2 separate regions of the Mus musculus genome follow, and region 2 is linked to region 1. Evidence: chromatin loops called from intact Hi-C (ENCODE). Cell type or tissue: left cerebral cortex. All regions are shown on one strand. Links, peaks and the distances in the headings refer to the core of each region. The heading gives the core; the rest is flanking DNA.

The links. A loop is a pair of places that touch in the nucleus more often than their neighbours do. Peaks named below come from ENCODE experiments on the same cell type or tissue, not always from the same donor. Only the 100,000 strongest peaks of a DNase experiment are listed, where the experiment ranks them.
Region 2: it touches region 1 in a loop (2.0-fold over the local background); 2 of 42 quality-filtered maps call a loop at or near these places.

Annotation. Positions count from the first base shown.
Region 1 is chr12:5,270,599-5,280,994 of GRCm38, reverse strand. The region is part of intron 2 of Klhl29 (kelch-like 29); the gene reads left to right. Among named protein-coding and RNA genes, the nearest start is that of Gm51980, 6.7 kb to the left of the region's middle. In left cerebral cortex, for the core only: CTCF peaks have their summits at 5,494 and 6,104; DNase peaks (open chromatin) are centred at 5,230, 6,274, 7,185, 7,437 and 1 more place; H3K27ac peaks cover 2,626 bases.
Region 2 is chr12:5,353,752-5,364,147 of GRCm38, reverse strand. All of the region lies in intron 1 of Klhl29 (kelch-like 29), which reads left to right. Among named protein-coding and RNA genes, the nearest start is that of Klhl29, 17 kb to the left of the region's middle. In left cerebral cortex, for the core only: a CTCF peak has its summit at 5,444 (motif pointing right); a DNase peak (open chromatin) is centred at 4,906; H3K27ac peaks cover 494 bases.

The DNA.
Region 1 (10,396 bases), core at 3,124-8,123:
ATTCTAGTGCCTAGGTAGGCACTCCCAGCTTTCCACAGCTGATGCACATCCCACAGTTTGCATACCACAGGCCACTCATGCATTTGCTTGGTGAAGTCTGTGCAAAAGGGGTGCTGAAGTCTGTGCAAAAGGGGTGCCTCAGGCAGGGAGATCAACTCGAATGCACTCCCTGACCACTAAGTTTCTCTCTCTCTCTCTCTCTCTCTCTCTCTCTCTCTCTCTCTCTCTGTGTGTGTGTGTGTGTGTGTGTGTGTGTGTGTGTGTGTCCTTTTTTTAAAAACTTCTGGGAGTAACTAACCTCCACTTGTTTGGGCTAAGAGATTCACTATTTTGTAGGCCATCAGAGCCAGTTCCCGGAAGAGCTGGGTTCATAATGTTTTTGTTTACTCTGATTGGGAAGCAGTAGATGACACGCAGCAGCTATGTCTAAAAAGCAACAAGGACGAATAGCCCTGACAGCACTCAGACAGCTCATAATGAACGTAAGAGAAGAACCTTCCTTTTTCCTAGGTCAATGGAATCCAAACCCTCCTCCTCTACAGGAGGAGCGGAGAGAAACTGAATCCTTTTTCCTACATGGTTCATCTTGCTTCAGTCCTGAGTTGTGAGCAAGGTCATTGGACTTTTTTTTTCCATTGCTTGGTCAAAAGTGCCCTCCCCCAAACTTGGCTTCAGTACAGTAGAGGAGGGGGTGTAGTCTGCATTGATTGAATTTAAATAATGGAATTGCCATTAATATCTTCCATAAAAGATGATTGATTCTGACTTGGATTTATGGGAAGTTGGGGCTTATGAAAGTAAACAGAGTGGCAGTCGTTCAATACAAGGCTGGTTTATGCACTAGTTCCCCCTCAGGGCTGGTTAAAAGGATGGGCTCCCAGCCTAGCCTCCCCTATGCCAGCAGCTGGGTCAGGAGGGTCCCTGCAGACTTTGGAAGGCTGCCTAGGCTAATCCAGGAGACTGGCTGAGCTCTCCCCCTCCCTCCTTCCTTACATCAGATCTGAGAGAGAAACTCTCTGACTTTGTTCCCAGGGTGAAGAGCTTCCATCCCTGTTCATGGAAGCCTATTGACCCCTGTATGGCAGAGGATCCCTAGTGGCACAGAATGTTTTCCCTGCTCCTTTCACATGGTCCCTCGCTGCACAGATGCCCCAAGCCCTGTGACAGGAGGCTGCATGGGTAATAGCATCTCCTGAGCTGTGTTTTCTAGAACCTGAGGGTTCAGGAGGTGCACTGGTTTCCTACAGGTATTAGAAACCAGGCATTCCCCTAGCCTGCCCTCTGCAGCTCAGTGGCCGCAGCCAGGTCAGCACCAGCCACAGACACATGTACCTTTTCAAAGCACAACCCCATCAGGACCCACTTTTTTACTCCCTCATTCTCTTGCTCTCTCTCACTCTGTCTCTCTGTCTCTCTCTGTCTCCCTCTCCCTCTCCCTCTCCCTCTCCCTCTCCCTCTCCCTCTCCCTCTCCCTCTCCCTCTCCCTCTCCCTCTCCCTCTCCCTCTCCCTCTCCCTCTCCCTCTCCCTCTCCCTCTCCCTCTCCCTCTCCCTCTCCCTCTCCCTCTCCCTCTCCCTCTCCCTCTCCCTCTCCCTCTCCCTCTCCCTCTCTCTCTCTCTCTCTCTCTCTCTCTCTCTCTCTCTCTCTCTCTCTCGTGCTTCTACTCTGAGATGACCTTTTGGTCATCCCCACTCCCCGTAATAAAACTCTTGCATGAGATCTGTTGTGTGGTGTGATCATAATGGCATACCTTGGCCCCAGCTCACCAAATCACACTGTCACAGTACCCTAACAATAGGGACTTTGGTGCTGCATGGTGACCCAGAACAAGTTTCTCTAGCCATTTGTCTCCTACTTGGAAAAAAGCCCCCCAAGAAAGAAGTACAGGGGTCCCGAAGAGCCTTGGTGAGTGACTGGGCTGGGGATTTCAGTGCACTAAGTTTTCAAACCCCAGAGTCTCAGAGTGGTAGCTTGTACAGGTGTGAGGCTTCTCCAGTGCAAGCCATCAGTCCCTAATCCTCTTAGGCTCAGGTGGCCTCTTTTATCCCTGCAGGTCTGGATTTCTTATCACTCTCTTCCAGCCTTCAAGTACTATTGATCTCCTGTCCCACACCTATAAACTGGCAACTCCCAAACCCGTCCCTAAGTGCCTGCCCCGCATGTCCACCCCCCCCCCCACACACACACACCAAAGTGCCCTTTCGGTGCCGTAGACTTGCCTGGACTCACCTCTGTCCCAAAGCCCCCTCCTAGGAAGGGCAGCATCACCTCCTCAGACCTGGATCACCGAGGCATAGTCCAGCTTCCCCTCCCTGCATCTCTGTGCCACTCGCAGTCTCTTGGCTATCCAACTCCTACCTGTGCCTTATAGCTCCTTCCTCTCCACTCCCTGCTGCTCTTGACTTTCTCCACAGGCCCTTGCCAATTCTAGCCCAAGTAACCACTGAGATCCCCAGCCTCTACCTGCTCATCCCACTCACTGGCCCCGCCATGCGATTAGATTCCCTTATTGCCTGTAAGACAAGGCAAATACACTTGTTTCTCGTGTGCTGAGAACACACCAGAGGATCGGGTTCTCCTCAACACCATGTCTGTCATTTACTGTTTTCTCTGCTCAGAACTTTGCTTCTGCCACCCTCATTGGATAGGCCGTTCCCTCCCTTTGCTCCACTGGCCACACTTCTAGGTATAGAAGAGAAAAGAAACTTTTCATAGCCTCCTCCATTACATACAACTAGGGCCACCAGCCTTGCCCACCCCACCCCACCCCACGCCAAAGCAGCTGCAGCCACCCAGTACCAGCTGTTGGCGTCCTAATGGTCTCAGCGGACTGGGCCTGATATCTGAGTTAAAGGATTCCCCTCAGTTCCTGGCAGCACAAGATAGTCCTGGGTTTAAGAAATGAGCTGTAGCAATGGGATTTCTGGAATGGGAACAGGGAGCTAAGAGGAACAGAGAGGTCTGCTGAAGCTCTCTGTGGAAATGCTTATACAAGACTCTAAGAGATAGCCCAGAGTTTTGGGAATAGTGCATTTGCAACTCAAAGGCTGACTGGCAGGGCAACTGATGTCCCAAAGGAAGAGGTGTGTTGAGCAGGAGGAGCAAACCCTTCTGCCAAACTCTCTATGGTCTTTCCATGACTTTGTACTGTACTACGTCCTTTAATGAGAACTGGTGTGAATGAGTTCTCTGTGGTGAAGCCCAAAGAACTCTGTATCACCTTCACTGGTGTGCTGTGTTTTGTTTTGTTGTTTTGTTTTGTTTTGTTTTGTTTTGTTTGTTTATGGCAGGGTTTCACTGAGTAGTTCTGTCTGGCCTAGAACTCACTGTGTAGAGCAGGCTACCCTTAAACTCAGAGATCCACCTGTCTCTGCTCTCTGAATGTTGGGAATAACCTTTTGAGTGTCTTGTGTTAACTCGGTCAAGTTGGGCCATTCTCACAGATGACTCAAAAGGAGTTGAAAAATATTAGCTGACATGTTCAAGTTCACAAAGTGGGAGCTAAAGCCAAGTGCACAGCAGTCTTTGATTTGAAATGAGTGTTCCTTTTTCGGCACTGAGAAGTTTCCGGGCTGCAGCCCTCTTCCTCTCCTCAAAGGCACCGGTCTTTTTGTCAACATGCCTATCCTGTTGGGTCATCACAGCTACTGGCAAGATGCAGGCACTTCTACACCTGATGGGACTTTTGCAGTCTGTAGAAATAGCCTTAGATTCTGAGCACACAAACTGGCATGCAAGCCCCGCCTCTTTCGGGTTATTGTGTAACCTTGAAGAGCAAGTTCCTTCCACCTCTCTTTCCTCCACCGTGGTGGAAAGAGTCCAAGGCATAATGGGCCATTCGACAAGCCGCTCTCCAAGGTTCCTTTCTGCTTCCGCATCTCATAGCTCAGTCATCTTGTCCTGCCTCCCCCGCCCCCCATAATGGCAGGAAGTGCTGCACAAGTGTGGAGCTGAGTTTGTCCCAGCCTGGTCCCACTAGCAGCACTACCTCTTTACTGCCAGCAAAGCTCCCAGGAGGCCCCAGGCCAGGGGTTTTGCTCTCTCTGCCTCCTGGTGTAGCATGGCTTGGCAGACCACAATTTTCATATACCCCGATGGCAGCTTCATCTAATGAGAATGAGGGGCTTACACATATTTTCATTTTTAAAAAATCGGCTATTAATTTGTCAGAATTATTCATATTTTACTGATGATATTTTCCATGTATCTAATCAAGGAGCTCATGAATAGAAATGAAACTATTTAAATACAGAGATGGTGTACATTGTAAGATCTTGTTTTCTCAAGCTGTTCATAATGCAGTGAATACATTTATTTCTTCTAAAAACAGGTTTTGCAACCATCAAAAAACATTTTTGAAATCCTTGCTTAAATACGACTCTATTCAAATATGCTAAATTAGCGTGAGCGGTGGATACAAGCGGGTGTGTGTGTGTGTGCACATGTATGTGTCTGTGTGGCACTAGAAGCAAGTGCTTTGTCTTCCGGCCTTCTTGCTAAGGACTGGAGATTGTTTTCTGTTGAGAAAACTGAGAAAGAAGTACACACACACAGAGTTTTGGATCAAATCTTAAGGACAGATAGATGGCAAAGTGGAGGTACAAATTAAAATTGGACTGAATAATATTCAAGATAATTTTTTGTACAATGTAGACTTTTCAACTGCTCAGAATTCCAGCAGCACTTACCTACATTGAAGGAGAGTTAGAATCATTAAACAAAGCCAGATATTAAATATACTACTGCTATCTCTCGAAACATTAGCAAGTAATGTAAAACACATGGCGTCTACTCAATGGAAAATCTGAGAATACAAATTATAATAGTTGTCTTAAAAGACCTCTGGGAAGCTTGAGCTAAATTGCTTAATTCCATTAATAACAAACTATTACTCTAGCTATTAAAGTAACATAAGGTAATAGAGATCATGTCGAGAGATTATGCCGAGCCTCTTTCTTCACCTAGCACAAATTTATTCAGGGGCATTGATAGATTTTAATTGACTATGGCAACTGAATAGCAACAAAGGAAATTGAACGTCTTTTTGAAAAGCTCCACATTTTGTAGAAGCAAATAGCAACACCAAAATGAGGGTTTGGGGGAGCTGGGCTACGCGGGAAAGGGTGTTAGGAACATCTGTTCCAGCTGTTCCTCCGAGAGAACGCCTTCTTGTGACCCTAAGGAGAAGCTGTGTGGCAGCAGGCCCATCCCAGCCAAGCATCCCTTTCAAATCTAAGCACACCAACTCAAGCTGCTGAGAAGCACATGACTTCTCATGAATACCCTTTGGGCACTTTTCCAAGAGACAGGACTGAAGAGATCTTGCAGGGAGTGGGGGGGGGGGGGAACTACTGCGCTCTCTCTCTAGAGAACAGGGCTTATTCTTCCTTAAGGCTTGACAGTGGTGTGGATGACCCCTCACTGTAGCCTAGTGATAGAGTGACCCTGGTGGTATCCTGGTCATGCGGTAATACAGTGAGTAGCACCTAGTGGTCACTCAGGAGCTGGAGAAGGGCTTATCACTCTAGATGCCCTCGGCTCCATCTACATACTAGTATCTGAAGACATGTCACCACTTTGATTTTGACAGCGGGGAGTCTTTTGTGTCTGTCTCCTGTTGGCCCATCTAGGAAAGACAGAGTGTCTGTTTCATCCCCTGGGGTTCTGGCCTCTTTCCCCACAGTCCCTAACCTCAGATGCTCGTGACTTGTCACAGTCCACTAGGCTACTGGGCCACTGTTGGAAACTCATTTTTAAAGGAAACTGGAAGTTGTCCTTTAAGGGTGGTCACAGGAGATCATAGGAATCCCCAGCCACGCTTTGCTTTGCTCTTACTGAGCAGAGTCCTGGCCACTGCTGTCACTCACTGGTCCAGCAGTGACAGTGCTGCTGCTGAAGTCTGGCTTTGCCTTCTGCCGTCTACTGCATTTTCCCACTTTGCTTTAGTGAGCATCCTGAATGGCGTCTCATGTAAAGCTGTCCAGCGCTCTCCATCCTCTGCCCTAGGTAGCAGCCTCTTCTCCTGTGTCTGTGGACTTTTCTTTCTCCTGTTCTCCATTGGTTTCAGCTTCCCCCAGGGCATCAGAGAAAGGCGCTGGAAATCTAGCTCACGCTGCACACCCCCTCTGCTGGCCTCACACCCTCAGCCAGGTGGTAGCCCTTTTTTCTACTGTATGGTAACCAGAGCTCTGGGGTATGCAGCTCAGAAGCAGGCTGTGACTCGCGGACACCTACTTCATTGGCGCTGAGAGAATCTAATCCCACCATGCCTGCCTCACTCGCATGTGTTTGAAAACCTCCTTGGCAGGCAGGACCTCCTAATTTTTTCCACTTCTTGTGATTAGCGTTGCAGACTAATCCTAGCACCAGACTCAACACCAGCTGTTCTTCCCCCAAAGCTTGTTCTTACTTATAAACCAAATCCTGGAGCCGCTGCCTGTTTCCTGTGCCTGACTGCAGCCAGTCACCTATGGTGTGGACTCGGGTGAGTGCTCTGTCCACCTGGATGCCTTCACGGTGCCTGCTAGGCCTTGGGGCATAGGAGGGGCACACTCATTGCCAAGAGGGTGTCAATATATGCTAAGCTGTATAGCTGTATAGCTAAGTAAGAACAATCTTAACATTGGGATTTTTGCTCCCCTGCATACCACAGACAATTTTTGCAAGACAAGATGTATTTGAAATAACATGTGTAACATTTAGATGCATTTTTCTAAAATAACAATGATATGCACAGACATGATCCCGTCCTACCTCTGAATTTAAGACCCAGAACATCACTGGATTGCTGAAATTACCAGTTTCCCTCCTCTGTTCTTTGCAAGTCCTCTTGAATTTGGAAATAGGTACAAAGAAAGTCCCCAGCCCTCTACCCGTGCACCACCCCCTTCCCAAAATATGGCAACAAATCCACCTCCCAACGTCCATTAAGATTTGGGCTTTGGAGTGCCTTGAAAACTGAAGGAGGGACTTTGCTATAATAGGGAGTCCAGAACAAGGCTAGAGAGCTCTCAGTGCTGTGTCTTTCTTTCCCTAGTATCTTTCCTTCTTGCCTAGTTTCCCTGGCACTTCTGGGTAGAGATGGCTATTTGAACACAGGCAAGTGGGCTGATGTTCCTGCACCCACTCCATGCACTGTTATATTCTTAGAAGTGTGTCTCTAATACCCACCAAGCCTGACAAACCAATCAGAGAGCGAGGCAGATGGGACTTAGGCCCTCCCAACACTCCAGCTTCAAGGAAAATTGTTGACTGTCAGAAATACCATACCCCTGTTGGAAACACATGAAGTCAGCCCTATAAACTGGGAACAGGGAGTCACATTTATATTTATTCTGTAACCATACCAGAATCACAAGTGTCTCATATGGTAGAGGGGGAAAAATAACCTGTAGGCCCTTTCTAACAACTTAGTGCCTAGTCATAGTCGCTCCTCCCCCGTGCTGTTTCTCCTGGTAGGAAACCCTGGATCCCGTCAGGCCTGGAATCTTGGCTGAGTTGATTTCTTTCTTGGCAGCTGTGATCACTTGGACACAGGATGAAGGAGAGTCACTCCTTTTTCTGTCTGGCAGTCTGATCATGTTTTGCCTCTCCAGCACACTGTCCTTTGGTCTACTGTTCCTCCTTCCCATACTTGGTGCAAAAGCTCCCCTGCAGGGCCAGATCAGGGATCCAGGGTTTCTTAGGACAGAGTAGTTGCCTGTCCCTTGGGCCGTGCACATGGGCTTGAGTAGACCTGAAAGCACTTGGGTGTACAGACTTATAGGAGGTACCTCCCCAGACAGGGTTAGCCTGTGGACCCAGTTTACAGAATATGGAGGGAACTTACTCTGCAAGGAATTACAGTTACTGCACACACGTAGAAGAGGGGCTGGCGCAGAGTCTGGGGTGTCTGGGAAGGTCACTGTAACCCAGAGTGTCTGCCACTGGGTCCTACAGATTTAAACCTTGAAGCCCCATGAGAAAGGGGAAAAAATATAAGCTATCCCAAAAGAGTGGCTAGGCCAAGGCTGACATGTGTCCAGATGTGAGGCCCACCTGAGCTGGTATGCAGAGTGGTAAAAGGTGAGAGCTTAGACTACTGTAAAGATTCTCAATTATAGAACTCTGGCTGAATAGTACTGGGGACAAATTGGACCCTAAAGCGGGGGGGGGGGGGGGGGAATGGGACGACAACTCAAGATTGCAGACTAGTATCTGAAGATTTCTCCCCAAATTTAAAGTATACAAAACCTTTTGATATACTTGTGCATAGTGAGATGGTTGTAGTCAAGTAAATGTACGTATGACCGATCTTATGAATTCTCAGTCTCAACTATGAAGTGGAATGGGCTTGTTGTTGTTCTGGATGTAAAAATCGTCATTGAGAATTCCAGTACAGAGTAAGGAAGGGCCCCATAGGTCATCCATTTGAATGCTTCGTCATCGGGGAGTGGCACTATTAGAAAGGATCACTATTAGCAGGAGTTGCCTTGTTCAAGTAGATGTGGCATTGTTGGAGGAAGTGTGTCACTGGGCTTTGAAGTTTCTCTCTCTCTGTGTGTGTGTGTGTGTGTGTGTGTGTGTGAGAGAGAGAGAGAGAGAGAGAGAGAGAGAGAGAGAGAGAGAGATCTGTTTGTCTGTCTCTGTCTACCTCTATCTTTATCTAAGGCCTGTAGAGCAGAGAGAAGCCCAAATGGCTATGAAGTTGGGGAGAAAACTGAAAAGAGACCTTGACCCTCTATAGCCAACACCTCGATTTCTACATGCTTTAGGCAAATCTAGAAAAACAAATCAGGAACATTCTGGAACATTTCCCTCCACAGCCCAGAACCTTCAGCGGTTATTGAGCTGTTCTATACCTTGCTGCTAAATGCTACCAAAAGCTCTGGCTGTGGTTCACAACAGGGACATTGGCTTGTGACTACTGTATTAGGCACAATTACCCTGGAAGACACAAGGCAGGACCTTAGTGAGGATGAAGACTATAGACATAAAATCTTTCTGATTGTCGTTTTCTACTGTTTAAAGTGACACAGCACACAGAGCCCTCAGAGAAATTCCCTGAAAAATCATACTGAATGGACCAAGTATGCACAGGTCCCTGCCATCCAGCCGTCGCATCAGGCTTAGAGGAGGTCATGCCAGGTTTTCTCAAAAACTCTTCTCTCCTGCTGCATGAAGTTTCCTCTACTGTGGCTGCCCAAGGAAAGCAGTTTGCAAGGATTTAATATCTGTGTATTTTGTGGTGTGTGTGCTGAATGAAGTTGTACTTGACTACCAACTTACCATTTGGTTGCTGCCTGCTTGGCATTTGCTCAAACACGGGGTGGCAGGATCTCTTGCAGCTAGCTAGGCTGTGATATTGATGTTGCTCCCTCCCACTGTTCCCTTTCTTGGGGTGACTGGGGGGATTTATAGGGCCCATGACCACCACTCATGAAGAATTTGCAAACTGGAGTCATTTTAGCAAGGATCCCACTCACGGGCCTGTCTCTTCTGGTGTAAAGTGGGACTTCCAGTCTTGGTGGTGATTTTCTTCCTCCACGGTTGTCAGACAGTTGTAGCTGGAAGGTCTGGTGATATGCCCTGGGCTCTGGGGTAATCAAAATTATCCAGTCTGAGAAATCCAACTCCTTTTCTGGGCTCAGAAAATGGTTCAGTGGGTAAAGATCTTACTCTGCAAGCATGAGGGGCTGTCGTGATCTAATCCCCAGAACCCACATAAAGCTGAGAACAGTAGCATGTGTCTACAGTCCCAGAACTCCTACAAGGAGACAGGAGGCAGAGATGTGAGAACCTTTAGAAGCACGCAGTTCAGCTGCCCTGCTTCTATGCAGCAACAAAACAAGAGTCTGTGTCAAGCAAGGTAGACGCCAAGGAAGGGCACCTGAGGTGTCTTCTGAACACACATGTTCTGTGTAATATATGTGTCTATACTCTTACATGGGTTTACACACAGAGAATCACACACACACATACACACACACACACACACACACCTTCTTAGAATTGAACATGGTCTCACTATGTAGGCCATGCAGGTTTCAGTCTTATGGAAATCCCCTGCTTCATGTTCAGCCTCCCAGACGCTGGGGTTACAAATGTACCCTATCCATATCCAGCGAGATAGATCTTCAGGCAGCAGGGACTTGGAGCAGAACATGTATGTCCCTAAGGTCATTAAAGCCAAAGGTGGCTCTGGGCCATTTCCTAGGAGGTAAGGGTACAAGTGCAGTGGAGCAACCTTGCTGTGGTTGTGACACATCTTTCCCCATGTGCTGCTTCTAGATGACTTATCAAGGTTCGGAGAACACATGAGTAGGGCACCTTGGCTTTCGTTAGGGAAGTAGCCTACTGGATTGTTGAGTGTGTTTATTCTGGGCTCAGCACTGTAAGAGTCTTGCTCTATGTGATGC
Region 2 (10,396 bases), core at 2,880-7,879, 83 kb before region 1:
CTGCGAGGCTGGTGGCACCACGGACTAGGGTACAGAAAAGAAGGAAGCGGGCAGACCGGTGTATCCAAAGCAGCCCTTGTTGCTGTCTGGCTGAGATAAAGATATATCATCTCCAAATTGGCTGTGAGCTGTGTCCTCAGGCAAGGTTTGCAGCCCTGGGTTCTAGCTGAGGACGGTGATGAGCTCATATCTTGATTGTTGCTCCTGATGGGCTCTCCCTCCAATGCATAAGAGACTGTGGTGGGCTCTCCTTCCAATCCATGAGAGACCAGGGCATTCCAGAACCCTGACCCTGATCTGGTTCTCACCTAAGAATTTAAAATTGCAATTCAATATAGCAGAAACTACCAAAAAAAAAAAAAAAAAAAAAAAAGCTGACTTAGGAATCCTAGGGGTGGTGGCATTCACTGAACTGCGAAGTCCAAATTCTAGGGCTTGACATTGTTCTTGTTCTTGGTTTGACTCCCAGAATGTCTGGTCTCCAGATACTTTCTTTTTTCTTTTACTATCTAGAAGAGACACCTGGGCCACTTGAGTCTCCCTGGTCCTAAGAAAAGGGAAAAGCAGTTTACCACCTGGTGCTTGTTTCTGTGCTAGATGTGACCCATGGGATCAAGAACAGGGTAAGAAGGAATAGGGACAGAAAATTATCATCTAGAGACTGAGCATGGGATAGGAGGGAGGATTCTATCCTCTGACTTCCTGGTAACAATGAACCGTTTTCCAGCTCCACAATATGATTAAAGGATGAGGTAAGGATTTGAGCACACTCCTCCAGAGAAGACTGGTCAGTGTGTGCTAGGCATACAGAATATACTCAACATTGCAGTGAGGAGGGACATTCATGTCAGAAACAGTGAGATGTCACTGGGTGCACATTAGGATAACTGTTATCAAACAAACAAAACCAGAACAGGTGTAAGGAAGGATGTAGAGAAGCTGCCAGCCTCGCGCACTGCTGGTGCAGAAGCATAATGGGGCAGGCACTGTGCAAAACACAGTGGCTCCTCTCAAAAGCTAAACAGAGAATTACCACGTGATATAACATTTCCACTTCTGAGCATGTGCCACAAAGAAGTGAAAGCTGAACCTGGACAGTGGTCCTCTACACCAGTGTGCCTCATAGCAGCAGAAGTAGTCATGATGTCCAAAGGTAGCAATAGACTTGTCCAGCAGTAGATGCTGTACCAGCATAGAGAGGAATAGCATCTAGGATGTACCTGCATAGAGACGAATAGCATCCAGGATGCAGTACCTGCATAAGGAGTAGTATCCAGGCCATAGCACCTGCAAAATAAGGAATAACATCCAGGATGCAGTACCATCAAAGAGAGGAATAGGAATCCTTGAGAAGGAAGAGAATCCTCTCACATGCGTGAAATGTAGGGGCATTGTGGTAGGTGGAATGCATCAGTCACCAAAGGACAAATGCTGTGTGTGGGTACTTGTGTGAGGTACGTAAATTAGCCGTATTCACAGGAAGAAAGACAGAACGATGGCAGTCAGGAAGCTACTGTTTGATGGATTTACACTTTCCATTTGGAAAAATGAATGTTCTGCTGGTAGTGACCCTTACCCAGCAAAGAGAATATACAGAAGGTCACAGAACTGTACACTGAGAAAACTAGAAGGCTAGGTTATTTTTATTGTGATGAAACAGATTTCTAAATATTTCCAAATGAGTCTATTTTAATTTTTAAATTTTATTTTATGTGTATTTGTCTGTATGTCTGTGTACCACCTCCATGCAGTGCTAAAGGAGGCCAGAAGAGGGTCTTTGTCCCTCTGAGACTGGAGTGTACATACAGTTATGAACTTGGCTGGAAATCAATCCCAGGTCCTCTTGAAGAGCAGCCAGTGCTTTTAACCACTGAACTATCTCCCCAGCCCACTCCCAAATTAATTCTTTAATTGCATTATTTTCAGAATTCATAAGGTCAAGAATTCGGCAACTTTTATATGTATAGCCCACCCCAATTCCAACTGGACATGTATTCGTTTGATTTATTTTGTAACAGTTGAGGCAATATAATGAAATTCATAGATCTGGATGTTCATTATACCAGTTTCAATAATTACAAATGCCTACATGATCATCATTCAACACAATGAAAGATTCTCACCACTCCACAAGTTCTCTTGTGACTTTTCCAATCAATCTTTCTTCCTGGCCCAAACACTTTCTTACTTGACTTATTGGACTTCCTACAAAGTCAGAGCTGAAGGCATGTTGTTGCTGTTTCTCTCTAGCAACCAGAGGGCTAGACACTTGTGTTGCTGCTGAGCAGACATCACCCCGGCAGGAAGCTAAAGCACACTCAGGAGGCTACTTGGTGACCACACTGGCGATAAGGACTTGGTGGGTAGCCTCACATGTTCATGTCCCTGAGCTGTAATAGCTTGATATACCCATTTATCCCTAGATAATTCTGACAGTTACCCACAGAACTAGTCAGACAGACACCATGTCCTCCAGGCAGAGGGGTTGGGTAGCCAGTCCCCAGCTCAGCATCTTGTTCCATGGCTTGAATCCTCAGGACTGGTTGATAACATTCCTTAGCTATGTCGATGCCTTTAGTCTGGGAATAAAGCACAGAGCCCAGATCTGCAAGCCAAGGCCTGGACACGGAGACCCATGGCAGAGAAAAACACCCACTTTTTTAAGAGATTTGCTGTCCTGGAGAAGCTGGAGGCTCAGAATGGTCATTGTTGAACAAGGGCCTTTGGCTAGCTCACTAAAGCAACTCAGTCCCACCTCCCCTGCACTCCCCTTGATCCGCTACCCTGTTTGCCTGTTCGAATCCTGCTCACCCTTCTAGACTGGTAGGGACTCTGGTACAGGTGGCTGCTTCCCCTGCTGGAAGCTGGCTGGACTGCCTTATGCCCCTCTGATAAAATGGTGGCCTCATCTTTTGTGTATATTCCTTTGTTGTTTTTCTCGAAAGATCTAGGCCAATGCTCATGGATTGCAGTTTAGACACATGAGGCATAGAAAAGGCCATCACTCTAAGATGGGCTAGGTAGAGCCAGAACTAGTCCCAACAAGCTAGCACACACAAGAGCCAGGAACAGCCAGGCATCGTCTCCTGAGTTCCTCTGCTGTGCTTCCAGCTGCCCTGGATAGAAAAAGAGCAAACCCAGTAGAACTTCCTCTCTGACCACGTTAGCTGTTGTTTCGTAAACCGTGCGACTTGATAAGGGATCCCTTCAGCAGGGTGTGAAATGACTCTGTATCTGAATCAGACCCAGGAAAGATAATCATTGGTCCATTTTCCCACCGGCTGGCTAAGAGACTTTCAGTAAGCGAACCTCAGATTGGGAATCCAGCCTGTGTTTGACTGTCCATGATCCCGTCCAGGCTCTCATTTGAGTCCTGTCTCCCTAGCACCCACCAGTACACCGTTCTGCCTGATCATGGACCATAAAGTCTGGCTTATCATGGGAAGAACTTGTTCTTTTTCAGGAATTTGGGTACGGAGGTGAGGTTTTAAAAACTAGCATGGATTTTTTTTTTTCTCTAGGAGCCCTAGGAAAAACAGAAAGCGCTTCTTTGAAAATTGAGAATGAAGCTTCTAACGAGACTTTATCATATGTTTGGCTGAAAGAGTAGTGTTTAATTATGATGGAAACTTGGTTAATTAAAAGAAATCAGAAACATAATTACCTGTATACTATGATGAAACTGAAGTATATACATACAAAAAAAAAAGAGCACCTGAAAATACAATATAATGCCAATACCAATTCTCTCCCTAATTTAAAAAAACTTCCAGTTATTCCAGGACTACACAGAGAAACCCTGTCTTGAAAGAGAGAGAGGGAGAGAGAGAGAGAGAGAGAGAGAGAGAGAGAGAGAAGATAGTCCTCATTTTTTTTTTTTTTTTTTTTTTTACTGGAAGGAAAATTTACCCAACCCAGGCATGAAATGTTGCTGTAAGAGTAAGGATAATATTGCCACTTCTTTGTCCCTAGAAAGAACAATAAATGGCTGTGCCCATATTAACACTAACAGAAACAGGGAAATACCAGCTCATAGGATAGGAGAAAATTTTAAACAGCCAGTTTTTTTTTAAGGGGGGAACCAATCAGCTTCATATAATCTACTACAAAAAAATATGTTCATCACAGCTATCATAGACTCCTCTTAAAAATTAATTCTCCAGATTTTTTTCCATTTTAGGGCTCTTAATAAGATTCGGGTTTGTAGACTGTCTTAACAGTAGCTAAGAAAGCTTCAAAGCTGAGGCACCTTGCCCTCACAACCATGGCACTGTTGTCAAATAACTGGACCCCGAGGTGGTCACAGCAACCTGTAAATACTATCCAGCAAAAAGGTTGCAGTTAACCAAGTGTTGGATTGCAGAGGCTGCAATTTAATAATCATAATGAAAATAGCAATACAGTAAAAGGGGGTGGGGAAGTAAAAAGAGGGAGGAAGAAACCCCTTCTTTGTGTGTGTGTGTATGTGTGTGTGTGTGTGTGTGTGTGTGTATGTGTGTGTGTGTGCACGTGTACCTGTGTTTGTGTGTATGCATGTATGTAAAAGATGGTGGAAGGGAAGAATTGTCTCAATGTTTTCCTTCCTGTGGCTTCTTGTAAAAAAAGATGGCTCTCTGTGTGTGAGTGTGTGTGTAAAAGATAGTGAAAGAGGGAAGAATTGTCTCAATGTTTTCTTTCCTGTGGCAGATCATAAAAAGGATTACCCCGCTCTGTGAGTGTGTTTGCCTGCCTGTCTGCCTGCCTGCCTGTCTGTCTGTCCATGTGCAGGAGCGTGGGACTGGCCAACAGAGCTGGGGTAGGTATAGGCAAAACCCTCCCTATGTAATAAGGAGGCTGCATCCTCTTTCTTGGGAGCATCCTTGGTGCCTTTGACAAACTGCTTCTCTGCAGCAGTAGCTCCATGATAGTCTCCTTGGCAGTCTGCCAGAGGCTGTGAGCGTCCCGAGAATTGTGTTTTAATAGAAGGCTTTACCTCTGATACAGATTTAAAATGAGGAAGAAACTTTCTGTTCCTCCACCGGAGCAAAATGCATTTTGCTTCTTGTGAAATGCAGGTGATTACAAGCTCATCTTACATAATTTTATTATTTTCAATTGCTGCCTGTCAATCTCAGGTGATGGGTTCCTGGGAGCAGAAAGGAGGCAGATTCTGGGTGATGATTAGAAGGAGAAAAAAAGTCACCCAGTCATTATCAAATTGCACAGAAGTTTAGAAAAGAGAATAATTATCTTTGTGACGACGCTGATCAGCAGAACTTGCTAAGTTAGACACGGCAGACATGAACTGAGGATCAGTTAATAGCTTCTAGAAAAATGTATTTGCACTTCAACAAAAGGTTGGTATTTGAAAATTAAAAAAAAAAAAATGCATGTTCAACCCAAATGACGGAATTCTCTTGAATGACCAGATTTTTTCAGAAATCTGTGGCACTGTGGAGGTGGTCCACTGTCACGCCCACAAGAGGGCATTTTCTCATCAACTACTGTAAAAGAGATTTGTTTTCAAAGAGAAGCAGAGAGGTCTGGGGTGCGGCAAGTGTTATTCAGAGGGAGAGAAGGGGGCTGGAGAGCTGTTTACAAGGGAGTCATGGGTCGGTCTCCCCTTACCCGTGGTGTCTTGCTGTGTGCAAGCCAGTGCTATCAGCCAGACATGCTCTCTGTATATATATTCACTCCTTTTCAAATGTCTCAGTCCTCCTGAAACTGGGATCTGAAGGAATCATTTACAAGAGTGAGTTATCTCTAGCCCAAGATCCCAGGGGCTCCTCTGTAGCTGAACCCATCAGTGAGTTTACCACTGAGTTTGACTCTACTATTTTGAGATTCTGGTCAAAGACTCTATCAGTCCTGTGAGCCTTTACCATCTCCAGCTCCAGTTCCTTCTCTATTTACTTAACACATATTTATCAAGTATCTACCCCATGTCAATATTAAGCCCAAATAAATTTATTGGCATGGAACATATGCTTTCCATAAGGAGACATGACATAAGAAAGGAAGAAAGGAAGGAAGGAAGGAAGGAAGGAAGGAAGGAAGGGAGGGAGGAAGGAAGGAAGGAAGGAAGGAAGGAAGGAAGGAAGGAAGGAAGAAACCAGAGTGCAATTTAAATAATTGTAAATGTTACAAGAAAATATAATTGGCAAAAGAAAGATAACCAGGTGTATTGTATTGAGGAGTAGGGTGCTTCTTTGACGAATAACTAATATCCCAGTTCTGTTTAATTGGCACTAACATTTCCTTGCAAAGGTAATAAATTATTTTAACTCTTCCTTCCCATTCAAAAAAAGTTAACCTTAATATTGATTCTTTTATGGAACTGGAAACATGGAAAACAATAGATGCATCGTGTGACTGTCAGGTATCAGCTTGATAAACAATGCTAAAAATTTCCCCTCTGTACCTCATTATTTCAAATCACAGTCTGTATTTATCACTAAAGCCCAGAAGTTAGAACAGTTAAGTAATTTTAGTGTTTTGTTTTGTTTTTTTTTAATTTACTGTGTTGCCTGGAATTTTATCATCCCTTGTTTTGTTCGTTACTTCACCCTGGACAGTCAGGCTATGATCAGCAGCCAGTATCCAGGCCCACAGCTTCTGCTAATGATACCATCTCTGCCATGAGGACCGAGCCACACTCAGCAATGGCATTTCTGTGGGCACCAGTTCTGCCAGCCTGTCGAGTTCACAGCCACAACATAGGAGGCTTCAGGGGAGGTGTAGGATCTTGATAGGAGTTCAGTCCAAGAGCCACGCTGTCGTAAGAGACACATGAGAGAGTTTCTGAAGCGACAGTCGAAGCTTCACTTTGTTGTTGCTTTGGATATTTATTCTCTGTTTGGGTGAGCACGGGCGTGCCTTGGTACATGTGTGGGACCCAGGGGACAGCTTTCAGGAGTCAGGTCTCTCCTTTTACCTACCATCTGGGTACCAAATTCAGGTCGTCAGGCTTGGCAGCAAATACCTTAGAGCTGTGGGACCATCCGTCTAATCCCAAAGCTTCATTTGGAACTTCCTGGACTGAACAAATCAAGGAGTGCTTCAAGGAAGAGGTGACCCTTGAACTTGGCCTTAGGGCATTTGGGAGAGATGAGGAAGAGGGGTGTGGGACTAAATAAATATTCACCATTTAAAATTAGCATGGAACATATTTTGACACTTAAAGTGATACCTATTTAGAATTTCAGATCTGAAGTAATAATGTTTATTAAACTTATTGTCTGGAGATAACTATTATTAATATATTTCATTATATTTTCCTCCAACCTACTGGTTTACATTTTCAACAGGGTCATATTTACATATGAATTTTTGCATTTTACTTTTTAAATTCAGTATAAGTTAAATATCATTCCATCATTAAAAATAATCCCTCAAATATCATGCTATTCTAGCATGCCTCATGCAGCTACTCGGCTGAGTACACCTTCCCTGAAGCCTCCTATGTTGTGGCTGTGAACTCGACAGGCTGGCAGAACTGGTGCCCACGGAAATGCCATTGCTGAGTGTGGCTCGGTCCTCATGGCAGAGATGGTATCATTAGCAGAAGCTGTGGGCCTGGTAGCCCACATTATCATTAGCATAGATAAATGGTTTTCCTCTCCTGTGGCATTGCGGTGGATATTATATGTTGTTTTGGTTCAAAATTTTTTGTAACGGGCAGATCATCCAAGGCTGAGTTCCGAGGGCAATATTTGGCTTATCACATTAAGCACCAAGATCCCTGTTGTACACGTTACTATGAAAATAATAGGGCCAGGCTATGGGGTGGTTGAGTGTTAAATGATATCATGTTTGGATGGAATTCTAGAAATAGAATCACCCAGATTTGATCTTTTAAAAATTATGTAACTTTCCAATTATAAAAGTAGTGTTCTTTATGGAAAAATTTGACAGAAAAAAAAAAAACCAAATATACTCTTACCACTCAGAGATTAAAGACAATAAACATTTTACAATCTACTATGTTTCACCCTCGGCAGAATTAGGGTGAACTATGCATCATTTTATATCCGGCTTGTTTCCTTCTACCTCTTGTATTGATTTTGCCTTGTCATTCATTACTCATTCAGAAAAAAATATCTTAGAAGGCTATATTTCCTTACATTTCATTATGCTAATGTGTTATTTTTATTTAATTTCCTATTGTTGGATAGTCAGATCATATGGTTATTTAATACTATACAAATTTACTATGAAACATACTGCAATAAGATGGCATTGAACAAATATCTGTGGACACCGGAATATTTCTTTAGGATTAATCCCTGGAAATTGCAGTCACCACAACAGAGATAGATAGCATATATTAAGATCTATCTGTATTGCCATATTGCCCCTGGAGAACTGGGCTCTTTCACCCCCTATCCCTACCCCCTTAAGCAGTGTGAACACTCATTTTGCCCCACTCCTGCCTTTTGTAATTTTTAAGTTGGCGTCCGTTAGGTGGGTGAGTAATGGTATCTCACGGTCTCACTTTGTACTTCCTTAATTACCAGTGAGCTGCAGCGTTTGTCTCGGCATTTATTGACATTCCTGTCCTTTGCTTTTCTTCTATTTATATTTATCCTTTTTTCCCCCTATTGATTTATAAGAACTCTTTATGCATAAGAGGATATTAACCTTTTGGTGTAACGCTAGAATATTTCTCGGGTTTGTCATTTGTCTTTTCAATTCGTTTATGGCTTCTCGGGTGCATTGAAGGCCTTATTTGCTAGGTCCTATTCATCAGCTTTGTGTGCCGGGTTCTCTTGGTTTTTATGCTTACAGGATCCTTCCCGTTCCTGGCTTTAGATATCTGCTCATTTGCATTTTCTTCTACTTGTTGGAGGATTCATTTTGCACATTCAACTTTTTGTCCTGGCTTCTCGTTTTGTTCTCAGACATAAGAGAAATTTAACTTTTTCTTAATAGCTAATTCTTCCAGCTCTGATTAGGAAAGGAATTTTTTTGTTGGCCCCACTGATTTAAATCACTGGCTCTCTTACGCTAAATTCTTGTAGGCGAGCATGTATTTTTAGCCCATTTATTCCTTCCAGTCTGACCAAGTACTAAACCACATTGTTTTAATTATAGAATTTTTATTTGTATATTAAAGTCTAGTAGTGCAACTATCTCTGTCAGTATTATTTTCCAGAATAATTGTTGGCCACTGTATCTGACACAACTAGAAGACCAGTTGAACTTTAGAGTCATTTTTTTTTCAAACTAAAAAATAGCTTGTTAAGTTAGTGTTACATGATGTCTGCCTGAATTAGACGGTAGCTATGAATTGATTTATAAGGAATTGACATCCTACTGACAATATTCAGTCTTCTCCTTTAGGAATGCGCTCTTCCATTTGCTCTGTTTATTTGAATCTGCTTTCATATGCTCGGTAAACATGTGAGTTTCCTCATGTGAGCTCTGCACTGCTCTTTAAAACCCTCATCCGTAGATGTTGCATAGAGTGAGAGATCTGTCTGCCTCACCTCATCTTTTTCTCTAATAATTCCTTACTGACAAATAGGGAAGCTCTTAGTATATTTCTTTTGTGACTGAAGTTTCTTTTGGCAAGGCTAGGCTTTCTTTTTCTTTTCTTTTCTTTTCTTTTCTTTTCTCTTCTTTTCTTTTCTTTTCTCTTTTTTCTTTGTGGTTTTTCAAGACAGGATATTTCTGTGTAGCCCTGGCTGTCCCAGAACTCACTCAGTAGACCATGCTGGCCTCAAACCCAGAGATCTGCCTGCCTCTGCCTCCCAAGTGCTGGGATTAAAGTTGTGTGCCACCACCGCCTGTTAGATGACTAGACATTTTCAAGACTCTGAAAAGATGCTGATAATTTCGTTATCCATATTATCTAGCAATCCATAGTATCTAGGAAAGCTGGTATTAACAGTTTTTAAGGATCTATATTTCCTTGAAGGTTAATGGCCTCTTGTTTTGTCTTGTACACATTTCAGTGTAGTTTCTTTCTGACTCTAGACACAAGCCCTAGAAATGGATTTCCTGGGACATGAATCATAGGTGCTTTTAGGCCTCTCTTATAGTAGATAGCCATGGTGACTCTGATGGGCTGAAAGGGGAACATCTTCAGTAAGTGCTTGGGGTTCTCAACTCTGCTTTGTGAGAGTGGAAAGAACTGACTATAAAGAACCATCTGAGTAGAGAGAACCTACTGATGGCTTCGCTGACTTTCATTTTACCCAGATGTATGCTCACAGCCAGACAAACTTGAATGTGAGAAAAACCAGGCAGACATCCCTTGTTCCTAGAGTTGATCCCTGGTAGATACTCAAAATCGCCAATCACAGCATAAAGGGAGCCAACCCCCTTGAAGGGAGCAACAGAGAAGGGATGGCTAGGAATGTGACTGTACTATCAAAAGCGCTTCGTTCCCAGCCTCTTTCCCAGGCTCACTTGG